Linked DNA regions of Homo sapiens: regions 1 and 2 are each linked to region 3. The links are chromatin contacts, found by Hi-C in ENCODE. All regions are on one chromosome and are shown on one strand. The core of a region is the stretch at or near the end of the contact, and the rest is flanking DNA. Distances in the headings are between cores, read along the strand shown.

Region 1 (2,983 bases), core at 1-2,500, 3.9 Mb before region 3:
AGGCCCGGACCTGACAGGACCGCGACCCCCACGCCTCCGCCCCCGCCCCCTCCCATCTTGCGGCTGCCTCCGAGGAGGGATGGGGGAGAGGGCGCAGTCTTCCCGAGCGTGTGAGCCGCGCCTACTGGTACTGACCCCTCGGGCCCCCGCCGCTGCTCGCCCAGGTTCCTGGTCAGCCGGCCCCGACCCCGCTCTTCTGTCTCTGCCGCCGCCTCGGAGAGTCTCTGGCCCTTCTCGCTCTGTTTGTTTTTGTTTTCTTCTACCCAGTAACACGGGGGCGAGAGGGCGGCGCTTATTGGCCGAGGCCGGGTGGTCGGCTGGCCAATCGTGGCGGCGGAGCCGGAGCTGAGGAGGAAAAGGGAGAGGAGTGAAACGTGGAAAGTTGGGGAGGGGCGCGGGAGGGCGCATGCGCATGTGGCTCCTGGGACTGGCTGGAGCGGGAGTTGAGCGGGAAGTCGGGGTGGGGGTATGTTGGGAGGCGTGGCGGGATGGGAGCGTTGGGAAAAGGGCAGTGCTGGGGGATGGGGACGAGGATGAAGCTTCCTCGACCCAGCTCACCCATTCTCCTCACAGGGCGTTCTGCAAACTCGGCTGAAGCAAAGGTTTTGAGCTTCCTGATGGTCCCTGCCTCCATTTCTAGAAACTGCTTAGGCGAACACTCCAAGTGATCAGCCTGTCCGATTCCTCCTCCCTCTGGCCGCTGCTTTCTCTGTGGCTTCCAGTTTCTGGAGATCCCATGCTAAGAAGTTTCTCTCAGCGAATCCCCTCAAACCTTTGAGATGGAAATAATTCCCATTTCACAGATATAAAGCAGGCTCCAAAACTCTTTGAAGTTCCTTTGCTAATCATGACTAGCCAAGCCTCTGGCGTTCAAACGCACAAATTCCGGCCTCCAGTGCTGGGGTTCTCAGCCATGGCTACAATTTCTGTATTGAAACTTCCACCTCCCCTCGCTGTTCTCTGTGACTTTTCCTCTTGGCTGCATTGGTTTTGGCTGGTACTATCCTTACTCTTTCAAGGTCACGGTCCCCTGAGGGTGATAACCAGAACCTTAGGCTTCCTTTGTGTTCCCAGGCGGGGACTTAGCCACTGCCTCTGATCAGATTTTTCAGTTGTCTGATGGGCAGCACCGAATGATTGCTTGTGCTCTCCAGAACCCAACTGCCTCATCCCGCACAGGCCAGCGCTTTCCCTTGGCTGCCCAGTCACCCTGCCTGGGAATCATCTCTAATGCTACTATTTCTCTGCACACACACGCACACACACACACACAAACCTTCACTGGCTTCCCATTGCCTCTCTTGAGTGTCAGCGCCTCGGTCGGTCATTCAAGGCTCCGTGATGTGACTTCAAGACTTTCAGGCTGTGTCTCCACACATCTCCCCATATGCTTCCTCACCCCCTGGTAGTTCTTTATATATCACCTTGAAATGTCTCTCTTCTCATCTCCTATCTCCGCCTGATGCAATCCTTCTGTGCCTCATGGCCCTTCCTGGTAGTTTTTTATTTTGTTGTTGTTGTTGTTTTATTTAATTGAGGCAGGGGCTTGCCCTTTAGCCCAGGAGAATGCAGTGGCATGATCACAGCTCACTGCTGCCTCGACCTCCGTCAGCCTCCCTAGCTCAACGATCCTCTCACCTCAGCCTCCTGAGTAACTGGGACTACAGGCACAGCTCACTATGCCCAGCTAATTTTTGTATTTTCTGTACACACAGGGTTTCATCATGTTGTCCAGGCTGGTCTTGAACTCCTGGGCTCAAGCAATCAGCCCACCTCTGCCTCCCAAAGCGTTGAGATTACAAGCGTGAGCCACCATTCCTGGACCCTCGTAGTTTTTCTGGAGCCTCGTGATTTGATATGATCTTCCTGCCGCTGATTCCTCACAGTGTTGGCTTGCCACACCTCCAGGGGCACTGATCACATTCTACCTGGCATTATTTCATCTGAGTCCCTGTCCTAGCCCTTCTGCCCATTAGACTGTAACCTTGTTTAGGGAAAGACCTGTGTCTTACTCATCTGTGATTTTGTTGTTGTTGTTGTTTTGAGACAGGGTCTTGCCCTGTTGCCCAGGCTGGAGAGCAGTGGTGCAATCTTGGCTCACTGCAGCCTCAACCTGTTGGGGTCAAGCCATCCTCCCACCTCAGCTTTCCAAGTAGCTGAGACTACAGGCCTGTGCCACCACACCCAGCTAGTTTTTTGTATTTTTAGTAGAGATGGGGTTTTGCCATGTTGCCCAGGCTTCTCTTGAACTCCTGAGCTCAAGGGATCTGCCTGCCTCGGCCTCCCAAAGTGCTGGGATTACAGGCGTGAGCCACTGTGCCTGACCCACTCACCTGTCATTGTAGTACTTAAGATGCCTTGTTCATTTATTGTGCCTGTGCAATAAATACACCTTGATTTGAGTTTACAAAGATTCTCAGCAGTTGGTGGTCATCCTCATCTCCTGGGCGGGGGCCTCCTGGTGTGGCCAGTATCTGAATTAGTCTCATAACTCATGTTCACTTTTTAAAATCGGAGCTTCCCAGACCTCAGTTTTGTTTTGTTATTTTCCATTATCTGCAGCTGTCTCCTTTCCCCTCTCTCACCTATACTCTACTGATCAGTGACTGCTGGCTCCTTTGTTACCCATCCTTCTCTTTCTCCACATTTTTTCTCTTCTCATCCCTTTCAGTTCTGGACTGTTTCCTTCTTCCTCCCTGTCTTTCATTTAGTCATTCATTGAATGTACTTACTAAGCACATATAGCATAATCAGGCTGTGTTGGGTAGGCATCCCGAGTTCTATGAGATAAAGAAAGAATGGGATATGATTACCAATTTTAAGAAGCATCTAAAACAACCTGTTATGTTTTAGCAAATTGCCCCCAAAGGACCCATTAGGGAGGAAAACGTTCATGTCCTTTTTGCGTATCATCTCAAGCAGTACCCATGATGGCTGGGATCCCAGAACCCACCTTTGAGAATGCTGCCGTATTTGCGTGTGG
Region 2 (2,802 bases), core at 216-2,715, 3.3 Mb before region 3:
TCCATCCTCCCTCCCTCTCTTTTTTTTCTCTCTCCCCACTGTGAGCCTAGAGCTCCACCTCCAGAAGGATCCTCCAAGACTTGAATTCCTCCTCCTCAGTCAAGGCTTGGGATAGCCACCTCATCACTGCCACCACCTTCTAGCTCCTCCCTCCTCCCAGCCCCCAAATGTAAAAGATAGTATTTTTCTAAGTATGGCAAATTGAAATTAGCTTCATTTTGAAAGACTATTGAGAATGTTGCAATGACCTTTGCAATAACCGGACACACCCTGGGATCAGTAAACCAGGTTTGAAAATTGCTGACTTTATGAGCACTGGACCTGTGAAACAAATGCCCAGGTTGGGACTCTACCTGGAACCCATTCTCGTATCAGGTAGGAGGGAACACAGCCCAGAAGGACCTGGTTCTGCCTCTGCTGTGTCATCTTGGGCAAGCCAGTGTCCCTCTCTGGGTCTCAGACTCCATGACTGTACAGATGATGGATGCTCTGTGACCTCTGGGGCTCCTTCTGGCCCTGATGCTCTGTGCTAATACCTGCCTCCTTTAAAAACAAAACCTGGACCCAGTGTGGTGGCTCACGCCTGTAATCCTAGCACTTTGGGAGGTCAAGGTGGGCAGATCACAAGGTCAGGAGTTCAAGACCAGCCTAGCCAGCATGGTGAAAACCTGTCTCTACTAAAAATACAAAAATTAGCCAGGCGTGGTGGCAACCACCTGTAGTCCCAGCTACTTGGGAGGCTGAGGCAGGAGAATCACTTGAACCCAGGAGGTGGAGGTTGCAGTGAGCTGAGATTGTGCCAATGCACTCCAGCCTGGGCAACAGAGTGAGACTCCATCTCAAAAAAAAAAAAAAAACAAAAAAAAAAACTGAAGTGGAGCAGAAAGAAAAATGGGAAGGGAGAAGAATGGTTCAGGAGGCCATATTACTATAAAGCTCCCCCATTTCTGCCTGCTGAAAATTGCTTTCCTCATTCTGCAGGAAGACTCCCATTTCTTGCTGGGTTGTTACTTTTTTATTTCTTTTTCTTTCTCTCCTTTAAAAAAAAAAAAAAAAACTCAAAAGCCACAAAACCACAATTCATCTCCCCAAAACAGGACATTTGGAAGCCAGAGCTGTCGGGGGTTAGGTGTGTCAGGCCTGACATACTGGTGGTATCTAAGTGAAGACCAAGCCAGGGCAAGCATGTGCTTCTCCTCCAGAAACCCAGTTTAAATCAATATTTATCCAACTGTATTTATAGAAAGTGGTGGTGGTAGGGAGGAGGGGGTGGGGTAGGGAGGCAGGGGGATCTAAAACAGAACAAGCCACAATGACTGATGCAAATCTTTGTGGCCAATTCGCTTCTGCAGGGCTGGGTTTTTTTTTCAAAAGGCAAAAGACCCGGCTTTTGATGAACCTGCTGTTGGCCCCAGTACCATAGCAACAGCCCCAAGTCCTCTAATATGCCCAGAGGACAGACTTGGGAAAGGCAGCAGGAGGGGGGTGGTGTTTCCTAGGAGCCCTAAACTTGAGTTAAGGCCAGGAGAGTTGAACAACTCTGAAAGACAAAAAAAGAAAAAAAGCCTCTCTGGTTGGCTCTTCTGACTCCAGCCTCACTTCGAAACCTTTTCTAAGCAAGGTGTGTGCAGGAAGACCTTGGACAATAAACAAGGTGTTTCAAATACCAGCTCTGCTTCAGGTTCCTGGGTGACCTTGAGTAAGTCATTTCACTTCTCTGGACTTCATTCCTTGGCTGTGAAATGAGTACATGTGTATATGGTTAAGAGCACAGGCTCTGGAATCAGAGGCCTAAGTTCAAAACTCAGCTCCGCGACTTACTAGCTATATATCCTTTGGGCAAATTACCTGGCATCCCTGCTCCTCAGTTCCCTCCTCCGTAAAAGAGGGTAATAAAATTGCATCCATCAGAAGGTTGTTGTGAAGATCAGGGGAGATAATGAATGCATAGCCCCATACTTGGAATATAGTCAGTGTTCAATAAATTGTAGCCATTATTGATATTATGCCATACAATTAGTTGCTGCTGCTGCACGCCAGCACCCTCTTCATTTTCCTCAGTTTCACCTCTAGACTTTTGCCCAGGCATCTCCAGATGAATCCCCATTTCTGGATGTGTCAGTGGGAGACTGTTTCCATCAGAGATGAGAGATGGATGAGCAGCTACTGTTTTGCCTTGGTAGCTAATGGAGCCTCCTTTTTGCTCCCAAACCAGGAATGGCTCAATTCAACTTCTCTAACTTCCAAGGCCCTGTCCCCTTTCCCTGGATCTCCTTTCCAGGACACACAGTCCTTGGGAGCTCCGTGATTCTGAAAGCCGTAACAATATCCTCAAAAAAGCCTTCTTCTGGTATTTACCAGTCAGCAGAGATCATATTTAAAACTGGAAAAAATAAGTTGAATCTGGGGAACATAATTTGGGATGCAGAGGAAATAGGGCCTGATTTAAGAATGCTCTTCACATAACTCCACTAAAGACAAATACCCTACTCCACCCCCACCATACTTCAACCTACAGAGTTTTCAGAAAGAAGCATCTGCACATAGTAGACATTCAATGTACATTTGAAGAATGTATGAATTCATAAGATTGCTGCCATGCAAAAACGTGACCAGCTTGAACATTAGTTGCCATCAAAGCCCTCGATTTCAGCAGAAGTCACTCTAGTCTCCTTCTTTCTTATTTGTTTCTCAGGGTCACAGCTGTTCACAGGATGCAGTCTCAGCTCTTCAGGTCTGAACTATCATCTTCTTGCAGGGATTGGTCTCACCACCCAAGGGAGTTGGAGATCAGTATTTCTG
Region 3 (2,852 bases), core at 56-2,555:
TCTAATCCCCAGTTAAGCATTTAGCTTGCAACTGTGTTGGCACAAACCAGCTAAAATTTACCATTGCTGCGAGGGGAGTGCTCACCTTGAAGGTGCTTCTGATTCTACAGAAGGCAGAGCAGACAAGCTCATTTTGCATGTTTGTCAAGGGTGTCCTTAGAGCAAAACTTGGTCTGGATTTCTTGGAATTATGGTGCTTTGTTTCTCTTGGATAGTTAACATTTTCATTTTCCTGAGTCTTGCTAAGGTGTCATTTTGTCCAAGAAGCAAGCATAAGTTGAGCTGGAGACAGGCATACACACATGTGGTGGGAACTGGGGAGAAAGATCACTATCACTCTAAGGCAGCAAGGTATACCTTTTCTTTGTCACCAGTGACAAAGTTAAATAACAACTTAAGATTCCAGTAATAACACAGGTGACAGTAGTGCTGTGAGTTGCTTCAGGAAAGGGGGATTTGATGCCAAATGCATGGTATCAGGGGAGCAATCAGCAGCCAAATGTGAAGTTATTTTTACTCAAGACAATGCTTTCTACTTTGTTTTTTTAAAAATTTCAGGATATACTCAAATATATCAAAAAAATCATGTAATTCTCAAAAATAATAATATATTTGTAGACTATATTAATACTATAGTATGCTTCTACCAGTGTGTATGGAAGGGGATAAAAATTCACATAACATCAGTGCTTTGTAAATGGGGGATCAAATTGACTAATGATCTGCTTGACACCTTTCCCCATGAGAACATCCCCAGGGTATAACTGTCAACGTCCCCAAACCCTGTGCTTTCCTAAGCTTCCTGGAAGCATTCAAGTCTGTGAATATTACTGCTGTTATGGAAAAATTGGCTTTTGTTTTTCCCCATGAGATATTTTTCCTGTCTTACTAGCATGTATGACCAGCATTTGCAGTGCATTTATCTCCTATTACCCTTTTGTTTTTCTTTTTGCTCTTACCTTTGATTCCAGAAATGTTTTTAAAATAATGGATGATAGTTAATACACAGCATGGCAGGCAGGAAAAATGAACAGCAGTGAGTTCATTTTGATAGACTATGCTGTCTGCAGATAATTTACCAGGGCAGAGTGCTGACATACACAACCCTAAAAAAAGGACTTATCCCTGTTCTTAAACCAAAATCATTCTTGAAAGTTTCCATTATTCATAAGGCAACATCTCTGAAAACTGCAGGGGGCTTTCCCACGATGATGCCTCTGAGCTAGTGGCTCTCTGGTTCAGGAGTTACAAACGAGCAAACATCTGTATTTGTGCACTTGGGGAGATTGCCAGCTTTCAGAGGACTTTACACTGAAGGCCAGCATGGTGAAACAGTTTCCTGTCCTTATTACCAAGTATTTTCCCCACCCGCTTCCATGCTCTTCTCAGTGAGTTCTGACTTCTGAGATTCTGCTCTTGCAGTTGTTTTTGTAGCTCCATTGTGTTGACTTTATTTCATCACTTTTCTGTCCTACTGCTACTGTAAACCCCTTGATGGTAGGACCACGTTTCTTTGTATGTACTGGTTTACTGGAGTGTACATTAAGTAGGCTTATCAACATTGAATTAGTTAATTAACAGCCAAAAAAGTATTTCTGGAGCTCGCTACATAGGATTTAAGTACAAATGCCTCTCAAGTATTTTTGGTCCCTGAGAGTCTTCTAGGAGAAGAAGGGTAGGGCAAGGATTTTTATGAGTCTTCTTAAAATTAGGAAGGAAATTAGACAACCAGTGTATATTTTTCCAGGATTCAACTCCACAGCATGTGGTTTTTCCAGAATCACACGGCTATAATTTGTGGTAATTGGTGGGGATTATAAAACCACAGTTATCAGCATTAATACATTTCATAGCCAGTTCCACCACAGTTGTATCTTAGGAAATTCTGATTGCAAAACTCCCCTGAGATCTGCTGAAATTACCTTTTCTTTGAAGGGCAGATTCCCCATGTCTTGATTGAGAAGGCTTTGAGCAGATGTGGTTTCAGAAGGAGTTAGTGGGGAAGCATTAGAACACTAGGTTCCCTGGACTTTTGAAGAAGTTTCACCTAGAAGCCTTATCTGACTAACCATATTATTAAAAAAAGAAAAAGTTCTGACTCCTAAGAACCATCATATCTTTCCAAATTCTGAAGAAAAAAACCAAAACAAAGCAAGATGAAACAGAATGCACCTGATTCAAGCATGCGATGTTATAAAGCCCTCCTGTGTTGGTGTTGTGCCTGTGAGCTGGCTATTTTCTTGAATGTGAAGATAATAATTTATAATGAGATGCTCAGATACATAAATACACACATGAACATACAATGCCAGCTTCCGTGTATCCCAGTAGCAAAATGAAGCAAGGAGAGCTGAGGGTTCTGCAAATAATTTGTATTCAATATACAGCAGCCCTGCCACTTATTTTGCAGGGTAGCTGATGACTGTTTACCCTAAGCATAAGCATAATGAGTCTGTTAGGAGTGACCTTTCCTGGTGATTTTGTAACCAATCTGTCTTAACCTTTTAATTCATTTTTGTTTTTTTGTTTTTTTTTTTTAGAGACAGAGTCTCGCTCTGTCGCCCAGGCTGGGGTGCAGTGGCACGATCTCGGCTCACTGCAAGCTCCGCTTCCCGGGTTCACGCCATTCTTCTGCCTCAGCCTCCCAAGTAGCTGGGACTGCAGGCGCTCAGCACCACACCCGGCTAATTTTTGTACTTTTTTTAGTAGAGACGGTTGGTATTTTTTTAGTAGGGATGATTTAATATGTCTCATCACCGTGTTAGCCAGGATGGTCTCAATCTCCTGACCTTGTGATCCACCCTCCTCGGCCTCCCAAACTGCTGGGATTACAGGCATGCGCCACTGCGCCC

Evidence for each region. A loop is a pair of places that touch in the nucleus more often than their neighbours do. Pooled maps may share reads with other maps.
Region 1: a loop to region 3 is called in a pooled map, with 3 times the contacts of the local background. The contact joins the promoter of PDCD4-AS1 here to the enhancer-like site in region 3. A Hi-C loop is called at or near these places in 2 of 37 single-sample maps with no recorded cell type and 2 of 50 pooled maps.
Region 2: a loop to region 3 is called in a map with no recorded cell type, with 18 times the contacts of the local background. The contact joins two enhancer-like sites. A Hi-C loop is called at or near these places in 2 of 37 single-sample maps with no recorded cell type and 3 of 50 pooled maps.

The regions. Positions count from the first base shown.
Region 1 is chr10:110,869,171-110,872,153 of GRCh38, reverse strand. PDCD4-AS1 (PDCD4 antisense RNA 1) reads left to right here and starts at 1,250. Exons shown (of 1, transcript NR_026932.1): 1 at 1,250-2,983. PDCD4 (programmed cell death 4) reads right to left here and starts at 226. Exons shown (of 12, transcript NM_014456.5): 1 at 136-226. RefSeq lists silencers at 1-33, 64-113 and an enhancer at 1,118-1,728.
Region 2 is chr10:110,213,099-110,215,900 of GRCh38, reverse strand. All of the region lies in intron 1 of MXI1 (MAX interactor 1, dimerization protein), which reads right to left. It overlaps LOC105378480 (a long non-coding RNA gene), which reads left to right. Exons shown (of 2, transcript XR_946315.4): 2 at 1-2,802. Among named protein-coding and RNA genes, the nearest start is that of MXI1, 6.9 kb to the right of the region's middle. RefSeq lists a silencer at 1,257-1,306. Within about 2 kb of position 1,465, at least 4 of the 41 ENCODE cell types and tissues checked have a DNase peak (open chromatin) inside an H3K27ac peak, as active enhancers do.
Region 3 is chr10:106,929,969-106,932,820 of GRCh38, reverse strand. All of the region lies in intron 2 of SORCS1 (sortilin related VPS10 domain containing receptor 1), which reads left to right. Among named protein-coding and RNA genes, the nearest start is that of SORCS1, 230 kb to the left of the region's middle. Within about 2 kb of position 1,305, at least 3 of the 41 ENCODE cell types and tissues checked have a DNase peak (open chromatin) inside an H3K27ac peak, as active enhancers do.